Regions from separate parts of the Homo sapiens genome. Here region 2 is linked to region 1. The links are chromatin loops, found by intact Hi-C in ENCODE. Cell type or tissue: GM12878. All regions are shown on one strand. Links, peaks and the distances in the headings refer to the core of each region. The heading gives the core; the rest is flanking DNA.

Region 1 (5,387 bases), core at 251-5,250:
TGTCCAATCTTGACCTTCAGGGTCTTTGTGGTCTGGCTTAACTTAATCCAGTAGCCTATGACAACTAAACGTTAGCTTCAGCAGGGATATTCATTCCAAAATTCCAAACTGTACTTACATATTTCTCTATTCTGAATATCCTCTATCTTCCTATGTACATTCTATCCACTCATCTTCAAGTCCTACTCTACAAGGCTTTCTTCAAACACTCCACCTCCCAACACTCTCCATTTTCTAAATTCCTCATAAATTTATTTTCTATAAGGCTCAAATGGAAACTTAAGATCAAATTTAAGATCACATACTGTCTTGTGAAGGAATTTAACTATTTCACATGTCTGCTTTTATCCTTAACTATGGAATCAGTTTTTAGATATTATGAAATAGCTTATCCAGCACTGGTTTCAACAGCAATTACTTAACACATATGTCTTGAATATTATATGAACAAGTATTCATTTAGTGCCTATTACTATGTGTCTGGACACATATATTATAGTCCTCATATCCAGTCCAGTCAACCCCTGAATGAGCACCCTGAAGCGGTTCCCTTCAGAAACTTCCATATTTCTGGAGATTGCTTCACCTCAACAAGCAAGATATATATGGGTTATTTCTTTGCCACAACAGAAGGTAAACAAAGTACTAACACCTTGTATCTCTGCTCTTATTATTCATTGGCCTTTTCTTGGAGATAATTTCCATCCATGTTTCCACTGAAAATATTTTGTGCACCAAATAATTGAAAGTGTCTATGGTGATATGACAGTGGGTTCCAATATTATAAAGTGGGCATTATATCTCTTCATAAACAGTGTTAAATGTGATGTCTACTTTGATAAGACATCCACAATGAACATTACCCAGCATGATGGTTAAGAGTCTGGGCTGTGGAATCAGAGATCCAGATTTGAAGAACTACTGCCCTTTACTGATGGTTTGATTTAGGACTAGTTACAAATCTATCCTTGGATGCCAACTAAACATGGGATCAGAATGACCAGTATATAAAGCAGCTTTAAAGAATCAATGTATTGATACCACATAGCTACCATCAATCAATCAATCCCTGCAAAGCACTTAGCAATATGTGGTACAAAATGATCAATTAATAAGTGGTGGTTATAATTCTTTTTAAAGAGATTTTTAGCCCAACAAAGTATAGCTCACACATATGGACTGCTGAAGCACACATACACACACACACACACACACACACACACACAAGTAAGAAAAGTAGCTAAATCCAGAGAGCTGTCTGGAAACATTGAGTTCTTAATCACAAGCTGCTGAGTTGCCCAGTCTTAGAGACAACCAGAAATCCTTTTGTTGGTTTTTAAAAGACAAAATAGCCCTATGAGAGATACGGAGAGGGTGCATTCTCCTGCAGAGTGGGCTGCTGAGTAAAGATGGCATCCATGATTGGCTTAAAGTATATCTCCTACAGGACTCATAGCGACAGCTTTCATTTTCTTCTATCTTTCCTTTTAATTCTTTTCCTTGCCTGATTTGCTCTTTCTCCCTCTAGCACTAGCCCTAATCAATGCAGCAGGTCAGGTTGAAAGAATGGACAGCTTCTGCGCCACATACATTTAAGCCATTTTAATGCAAATATTGATCGTAGGAGCATAGACACAGGCCGGGCTGCATTTTTTTAATGGACATGCTTTTTTTCTGGGGCTGTGCTACCCATGATAAAATACATCACCATAGATCAGTATTCCACCATCTTTCTATGCATAGGAATGCATAAGCAAATCCAAAAGGTGGGCCAGATTCAATGCCAAGCTTGTGAGCCTCCAAAGCAGGTACTTCAGTAGTCTACTGGACCACATTTGTTTAACCACTTACACTTCCCTCCTCCTGCTTTCTAGATGAGTTATTTTGGTGCGCACAGAGACAGACTATCAGAATGGATGTGGTACCTTAGGTCACAAGAATAGTTGTACCACAACAAGGTCTGCTATGCTAAGACACTTAATTGCTGTGTACACAAGATTATCAAAGCATTGTATCTGAGAACCACTGTCCGAAACATATTTAGCAACAGAATCTAAGTCTGACTTGAAATTCAAAAGGAGAGATCAAGGACAGGAAGAAATTCTAAGGGCCACTTTGAAATGTGATACTAAAAAGATTTGCTATCCCATCTGTAGGCATTTTTAGGCTGGACTGGAGAGGGAAAAAAAAGAAAAAGAAAAAGAAAACCTGTTTGCACTAAGAAAATTTTCTTGGCCTATTGCCAAGAAAGGAAGTATCACAAACTGGGCACAAATTAACCTAAAACCAAAGAAAGGAGGAAGAAAATAAGTGGACTCAACAGCCTCAAATCACACCAGTTGCTTCAGAGCAATACCGTTGCTTTCAGATGTTTCTCCTTCGATTCTTTTCATAGGGTCTGTGGTTGTTGTTGCTTATTATAACTCTAAAGCCAAATATACTATTACATTTAGTGAGATGTCTGTGGAGATGGAAATGAGACCATCACGATTCTCACTATCATATGCAGTCGTTTTTTACTTCTTTTCCAGAGATCTGCTGGCCCCCACATCTTTATGCAAAGGGGTAAATGCCATCATAAAGAGGGACAAGCAAGATGTGTACACCAGGTGCACAGAATGTTCTCTGTGGGCGGATCAGCCTAAAAGGTGGAGATAACTGGAGGTGAAGAGGAAGCTGAGTGGTATGCAAAGTGGGAGGGAGGCTAGACAGAATGAAGCCTTTGACCTTGGAAGAGCTGCGTACTAGTGAAGTAGAGGGAGGGGGAGGGAGAACGGAATGAGGAATTCCTTGCTGTAATATATTCGGGTAAAAATGGGGCTGTCATCTTGAGCTACAAGTTAGAAAGTTATTACTTTTAATATGCCACTACCTTAGGCCTATACTGTTATGTAAAAGAAAAATAACCTTGTGTGACAGTTTAACATTGATCGATGTGCCTGCCAAATGCAAAGAGATAAATAAGCAGGTGATGAATAAACAGCACTTCAAGTAAAGACATTACGCTGCATGCATAAAACGGCGCCAGGCACCTAGGAGCTGTGGGTGGCCGAAGGTTGGCCATTTCATGCCCACTCAGTAAAGCAGACTTAATCGCTTCCAATATTTTCTGTTAAAAAGCACGCTTAATGAGCCAATTTCACAAGCCCAGAGAAACTGATTATTATCTCTGAGTTCCAAGAGAGTTGGTTGTTTTCCAAGAGCCAGGTTTTTTTTTTTTTTCCTTGATGGGATAAAAAACCTTTTTTAGAAAGAGAGAGAGGGGCGTAGGAGAGAGAGCAAGAGAGAAAGGGAGAGAGGGGGAGTGAGGGAACGACCGAGCCAGCAAGAGGGCACTGAGAGCCAGCTGGCAGGGGAGAGATGGCCACTAGATGGCAGTGTTACCCCGCCGTCGGCACCCGGCCCGGGCTGGGAACTGGACAGGACCATTTGGCGGAAACGTGGCATGGTGAATAACGCTGAGAGCTGTGCCTCGAGAGTTCAGACCCGACCCTCCGCCCTCCTCGGGCCTTTTGTCCACAATTTTTCCATCCTCCAGCCCATACAAGGCGAGGAGACAAAAGGGGCAGTCCCCGAATGGCCTCCCTCTGAGAGCCCAGGGCTCTGATTCTTCTATGCAGCCTTCTTTCACAAAGTACAGGGGTCCCTTCGTCCGATTAGACTGAGTTCTTCCTGAATTTTTTTCTTTTTCTTCTTTTTCTTTTTATTTTTTTACCCTGGGAGGCTTGCAATCTCTGCATCCCTCACAGGACTAAGCATCTGCTTCTGAAGGCATGGAAAATTCCAACAGGATAAACCTATCTCGTTTTTCACCATGTATTTACTTTAGGGCAGGTTATTTTCTTCTTGCCTCTTATTTTGCACACTTTTTTTTTTCACTTTCAGTAAAAAGTGTGAACAAAAGGAATTTACCCCCATAGGAAAAGATTGGGAGTAGGGAAAGGGAGAGAGCACCCCTTAGGAAGCCAGCTGTCCTTCAAAGAGTTTCATTATGTATCTTCCTCCAGCTACACCGCAATGTGGTGAACGCCACAGAAACACAGGGTTATTGTCACCAACTGCAGTTATTCAATTGCCACTAGGAGAGAGGACCCAGCAAGGAGACCTCAGCATATAATTAACTCGGATATTTTTTAAAAATTGAAATGAACTGTTGTTAGGTTCTAAATTGAGATGCAAGTTAATTATTTATGAATATTCATAGAAAACTTGAACAATTTCCAAACTTGGCCTTTAGTTTCTCATCAGTTAACCAAATAGTTGATGTGTATTTTTTCTGTAAGATAATTTTCTCTTAATGTGCACTGGAACTACCAACTTCATTAAGATTTTTGAGATTCATTTTGCCTTGTGATGAATCAAAAGGGAATGGACTTAGTAACAGAGAAAATAAAATGTTCATCTCTTATCTTTTACTTATACATAAGAGAAGAATGAAATGACACTCAGCAAAAATTAGTCAGTTATGGTAACAAAAAAAACTGGCATATTTGAGGAACATTCAGAAGAAGCAGATCAATGTTCTGTATGTGTATAGGGGGAAAAGGAGGAAGGGTAGGGAGTGTTTGGGGAGTGGAAGGTGGCCATAGATATGAAACCACCGAAAGAAGGAAGGTACCCAACTCCCAGGAACTTATTCCAGGTAATCATGTACCTGTGATGGGTTCAGGATATGCTTCTCCCAAATATGGCACCTTGGCATTTGAAAAACAAGAAGCAGGACAGTCGCCCTTACTTTCTTCTCACCTTTCTCCCTTAGAGCAGGTCATAAAGCCTAGGAAGGTTGCTCTCTAACCTTCTCCCACACTTCTCTGAAGCAGAGCATAAGAACCTAATTCCAAAAGTATCCTCCCTTGATCTGGAGGAAAGGAACATTCTTATTCCTGGAGACAGAGGGACACAAAGAAGGATCAGAGCAAACAGGCCTTGCTAAGCTCCCCCCAGTTTATTGCCATTAGATCACATTCCCTTCGTCTTTGCATACTTCCTCATAACTGTTCACTCTTCATCAAACCTAAGCATACAAATTTACAAGTTTACCTGTTTCTCTGGGCATTTTCCTTATGAAGGCTCCCATGTCACACAAAACTTATATTAAGCAAGTTTGTATGCTTGTATCTCATTAATCAATCTTTGGTGTAGAAGCCTCAGCCATGAAAATAAGTTTCTTCTGCCCTAAAGTGGCCACTATTCTCACTCACTCAGAACAGAAAGCTCCTGTATGTCCACAAGTTCTAGTGGACTGGGGCCCAGTCCACTCTACACATTTACACCTCTTCCATGCCCCTGCCACAAAGCCAGCTACTGAACTGGAAAAACTCATCTCTGCTGAAATAGTAACCAACCGCCACACTGGATTTTCAATTGACTGCAGCACTTCATCCCTA
Region 2 (5,387 bases), core at 211-5,210, 590 kb after region 1:
AAAGAACAGAGAAATAAATCCACATATTCACTGCCAACTGATTTTCTACAAAGGCACTAAGAATATACACTGAAGAAAAATATCCTCTTCAATAAGTGGTGCTGGGAAAACTGAATAACCATATGCAGAATAAAACTAGGCCCCTCTCTCTCACCATATAAAAAAATCAACTCAAAGTGGATCAGACACCTAAACATAAGACTGAAAACTATAAAACCACTAGAAGAAAACATAAAGTAAACACTACAGAACATTGGACTGGGCAAAGAATTTATGGCTAAGATTTCAGAAGCACAGCCAACAAAAACAAAAATAGACAAACAGGACTACATTAAATTAAAAAGCTTCTGCACAGCAAAGGAAACAATCAACAGGGTTAAGAGACAACCTGTTGAATAGGAGAAAATATCTGTAAACCATTCATTTGACAGGAGACTAATATTCAGAATATACAAGGAACTCAAACTCAACAACAGAAAAACAAATAGTCCTGTTAAAAAAAAGTGAAGGATATAAATACACATTTCTCAAAATGTTGACATACAAATAGTCAACAGGTATATTTTTAAAATGTTCAACGTCACTAGTCATCAGGAAAATGCAAATCAAACTCACAATGAGATATTTTCTTACCCCAGTTAGAATGGCTATTAGTGAAAATGCAAAAAACAGATGCTGGCGAGAATACAGAGCAAGAGGAACTCATTCACTGTTGGTGGGAATGTAAATTGGCATAGCCATTATAGAAAACAGTATAAAGATTTCTCAGAAAGCTAAAAATAGATCTACCAGATGATCCAACAATACCTCACCTGGGTATTTATCCAAAGGAAAATAAATCAGTATAACAAAAGAATACATACATCCCTATGTTTATTATAGCATTATTCACAATAGCAGAGTTATGGAATCAACCTAAGTGTTCATTAACAGATAAATGGATAAAGAAAATGTGGTATGGAATGTGGTACACAATGGAATACTATTCAGCTATAAAAAATAATAAAATCTTGTTGTTTGGAGAAACATGGATGGAAGTGGAGGTCATTATGTTCAATGAAATAAGCCAGGCACAGAAAGACAAATACTGCATGTTCTCACTCATATGTGGGAGCTAAACATAGTTGATACCGTGGAGGTAGAGAGAAGCATGATAATTACCATAGGCTGGAAAGGGTGTGTGGGGAGGAGGAAGGATAGAGAGTGTTTGGCTAATGTATACAAACATACAATTAGATAGAAGAAATAAGTTCTAATGTTCAATAGTAGAGCAGCATGGCTGGTTAATAACAATATACTGCATGTTTCAAAATAGCTAGAAGAGAGGACTTGAAATGTTCCCAACACATAAAAATGATAAATGCTCAAGGTGATAAATACCCTAAATACACCAACTTGATCATTACACATTATATACATATTACAAAATATCACAGGAACCTCATAAATATGTACAAACATTGTGTTTCAAAAATTTTTTTCGAAATTAATTGATGGTTATTTATGTCATAAAAATAGTTAAGCAAACAAAGTTCCTAAAAATAATCAAACAGACAAACAAAATCCTGGGATGGCAAACAAAACCTTATGGTTTTTAGGCCATCAGTTAATTTCTGCCACTTGCTACCTGTTTGTTATAGGACAGGGACAGGATCAAAGAAGGGGAGTAGAACCTGCAGGTAGATTCACATGAGTGAAGTTACGAGGCATTGACCTACAAGACGTGTGACAGCCCCTGATGTGCCTGTTCTCTGCATGGTCTGTCATATCCCCCTGGCTGGACTGCTCTCTGCTCTCCCCCATCTGCTCTGATCGGTCAAGATCAGTTGTAATCTTCCCTCCTGAAAGCTTTCCTCAATATGGATTTCACTTGCTGTGTTAAATGATGTGGTTTTTACATTGACTTCCAAGATTTGCTGTTAATTTCATTCATGATAGTTGTTTCTCTCAATGATTATTTTATTAATTCACTCATTCAATATGCTCTTATTGGATGCCTCTATTGGAATTACGACTATAAAAAAGACAAGTCTGTATGACAATCTGTATTCAATGTGCGAGTAGGTACACAGAAAGTGCTCACTCTGCTCACTACTATTTGAAGAACTCATAAAGGATTTCTCAACCCCCAACATTATCAACATTTTGAGCTGGATAATTCTTTGTTGTGGGGGCTGTTCTGTGCGTTGTAGGATAGTTAGCAGCATCGCTAGTCTCTAATCACTGTATATGAGTAGCAACTCCCCCCCACCCTAGTTGTGACAAGCAAATATGTCTCCAGACATTGCCAAATATTCCTGGGGACAAAATTGCTCCAGTTGGGAACCACTGGAATAATAATTTTGAAAGGATCCAAGTAAAAATAATGTAACATCAAACACCTTTTGGTAACAAGTTATAACAAAATTCAGGTGTGGGAAATACAACCACAAAAAGAGGCCTTTGAATCAGCAAAAAATACATTTTTATTGGAAAAGGTGGTTTCAAATAAGTTTGAGGAAATTGTGAAGATTTGGAATATTTTTGAATATATTAAAAAATTGAAAATTTCTCAGGGTAGAAATTTTTTTAATCTAGTTTCTCTAAGTTTATTTGCCTAAGTAATACCTTTTATTTTTTAAACAGTACTTATTAACTTTGAATTCTAACCCATTAAACATGCTTTGAAAAATTCTATACTCTGTGTTCATTATACAACTATTACTGGTTGGATTGATACATTATAGACATTGCTATCCCATTATCTACCTCTGATAAGATATCCCCTTAAGAACATCAATGATACTAGTCAGGACCCTGATAACTAGCAAGGAGAAATAGGGACATTGTTTTAGGCCAGTGGTCTCAAAATTTAGAGTGCATCAGAATCACATGGAAGGCTTGTGATAAGAGATTTCTGATTTAATAGGTCAGGGTGGTGCCTGAAAATTTGTATTTCTAACTGTTCTGCAGGTCATGCTGATCCTGCTCATCCAGAGATTTCACTTTGAGAACCACTGTAAAGTATAATGAGAGCATCAAACCAAGTTACAGTTTCTATTTAGAGAAAAAACCTTTCTTGGTCTTTTGATGTGGCTAAACCTTACGACTGCTGACTGTTTCAGAAAGCCACAGAGTAGGGACCACAGATAAAGATGAGCCTTTATAACAGAAATGACAGTAAGTAGCCCATGGATAAATGTTGGTGGCACTTTTCTCTTACATTGGTATCGCATACTGGATATCTCTCAGTAATTGGGGGCCTACTGCATTTAGATGTTCAGAGCTTTGTACAACAGGCTGAACAAATTATAAGTAAGTCTTAGATATCTTATCTGCCCTCAATGAATTTATAGGATACTTTAGAGCCACTTAACAATACAAAACAGCATAATGTAAAGGCAAAATTAATAGAACAGAAAATGAAGAAGAGAGGGAGAAATGATCTCACATCATTAATACCACTCACGCCTGTAATCCCAGCACTGTAAGGGGGCCGAGGAGGGCTGGTCAGTTCGAGACCAGCCTGACCAACATGGCGAAACCTTGTATCTACTAAAAATATAAAACAATTAGCCGGGCGTGGTAGTGGGTGCTGAGGCAGGAGAATTGCTTGACACAGGAGACAGAGGTTGCAGTGAGCCCGATAATGGTGCCACCGCACTCCAGCCTGGGCGACAGAGCGAGACTCCGTCTCAGAAAAAAAAAAAAGCAAGCTGAGACGTAGAGTGTAAGTAACACGCCCCAGGTGTCTATCTTTGTTAGGCAACAGAGCAGGGAGTCAAATCGAGGTGTATTTAACACAGAGCACAATGTTATTTCCTCATTGTTCACTTGCAACTGTTTTTCTTGAGCTGCTTTCTCTTCCTCATCCTCTTTTTATAAACTAACCTTTGTTTTTGTTTAGTAAATAAAAATGTTTGAAACCCAGCATGTTAGCATATTAGCTAAATATGGTCTATACTAGAATCTCACTGCACCAACTTTAAGACTCAATGAAAAGATAAAGTTTATCCATGTGGAGCTGACCTAAAAGAATAAGAAGACAACAGTGGTTTATCTTTTAAAATATTTTTCAGTTTAATATGCCCTTTATTTGATATGTTAAGCAATTTTAGTGTACTAATATGTTTCAATACCAAACTATATAGATGCATGAAAACTATAGAGAAAAAACCCTAAATAAATCAGTAGCACTAAAGGACATGGTAAGCAATAATTATAGAAAGATTAAGAATTTTAGAGCTTAGAAAGAAATGAATGAGAGAGAATTAAACATTTTGTCCATGTTAAGATTGCGTGACTGTTTTATGAAAGTAATCAGGTATACCTTCAGAGTTAGAAGAGATCAAATAGAACAGAGATGTGCCCTATATAGGAAGATTTTTTTCTATTCAGTAGATTCTTGTATCCTGAGAATTGGGTTCATATGAGTTTCATAAAGACTTCTCTACTGCATTGCTTTTCACAATATAAAGTGCGTCAGCATTGTCTAATAGACTTGTTAAAACATAGATTGTTGGGCTCAACCCCCAGAATTTCCAATTCAGAAGGTCTAGTTAGGATCAAGAATTTGAATTTTTAAGAAGTTCCCAGGTAATGCTGGGTGCTAATAGCCAGGGACCACATTTTGAGAACTATAACTCTAGCAGTGGCAGCTCCTTGCATCCTGTTTTCACACATCACTCTCTCTCACCCCTTTCCAGAGGAGAGATCCTGCCTGGGGTCTGCTCTTTACATAAACTGCCTCTCCTAATTTTGCCTTTTGGTCTTCTTTTTCATGAAAGTCAGACAGCCACTTTTATTCTCTGATGCTCACAGAGGCAGGATACATTGAAATTAGAACTAGATTGAGATTCTGGTGATGGGGTTTAGCCCTACACCTGCCACTAATTGCTTAGATATCAGTTACTTCATGTTTTAATTGAGGGATTGGGACTCTTTGATCCCTCAGGTATCTTTCAACTACTGATCCCTCAGGTATATTCAACTAGTTGATCCTTCAGGTATATTTCAAGTACGTTTCTCCTCCCTGAATAGAATGTTATGCCTCAGTGGGCACAAGAAAAATATTAAACATTTTCGGTGGCATGTGGTGATCTCTTAGGCATTTGTGCTCCTGTCCCATGTCTAAGGAGAACTCCACTTCACTATGGGGAAGTGGCTACAGTGCTCTGGGACTCACAGCCCTTGGTCTTTGGCCCTGGTTCTGTGTTTGAGCAACCTTCTCTGAGTCTCAGCTTCCTCATCTAAAAATTCATGGACATGCATTCTATATATTATACAGATAAACAATCTATATAATAACTTTAGTTCTAGCTTCTGCTGACCACCTTAAAATTAATATGTGTCTATTATATGCCCATGTGGTAAATGACTTACATTAGTAAAACGTAAAAATGCTACAT

What was found. Hi-C counts contacts between places; a loop is a spot of excess contacts. Peaks named below come from ENCODE experiments on the same cell type or tissue, not always from the same donor. Only the 100,000 strongest peaks of a DNase experiment are listed, where the experiment ranks them.
Region 2: a loop joins it to region 1, with 2.0 times the contacts of the local background. A loop is called at or near these places in 1 of 110 quality-filtered maps.

The regions. Positions count from the first base shown.
Region 1 is chr2:57,756,641-57,762,027 of GRCh38, forward strand. No RefSeq gene overlaps it. Among named protein-coding and RNA genes, the nearest start is that of VRK2, 290 kb to the right of the region's middle. RefSeq lists an enhancer at 3,254-3,548 and a silencer at 4,820-5,020. In GM12878, for the core only: a CTCF peak has its summit at 3,372 (motif pointing right); DNase peaks (open chromatin) are centred at 1,920, 3,361 and 4,021; H3K4me3 peaks cover 666 bases; H3K27ac peaks cover 650 bases.
Region 2 is chr2:58,347,629-58,353,015 of GRCh38, forward strand. No RefSeq gene overlaps it. Among named protein-coding and RNA genes, the nearest start is that of LINC01795, 74 kb to the left of the region's middle. In GM12878, for the core only: no CTCF peak of the experiment used is centred there; a DNase peak (open chromatin) is centred at 2,993.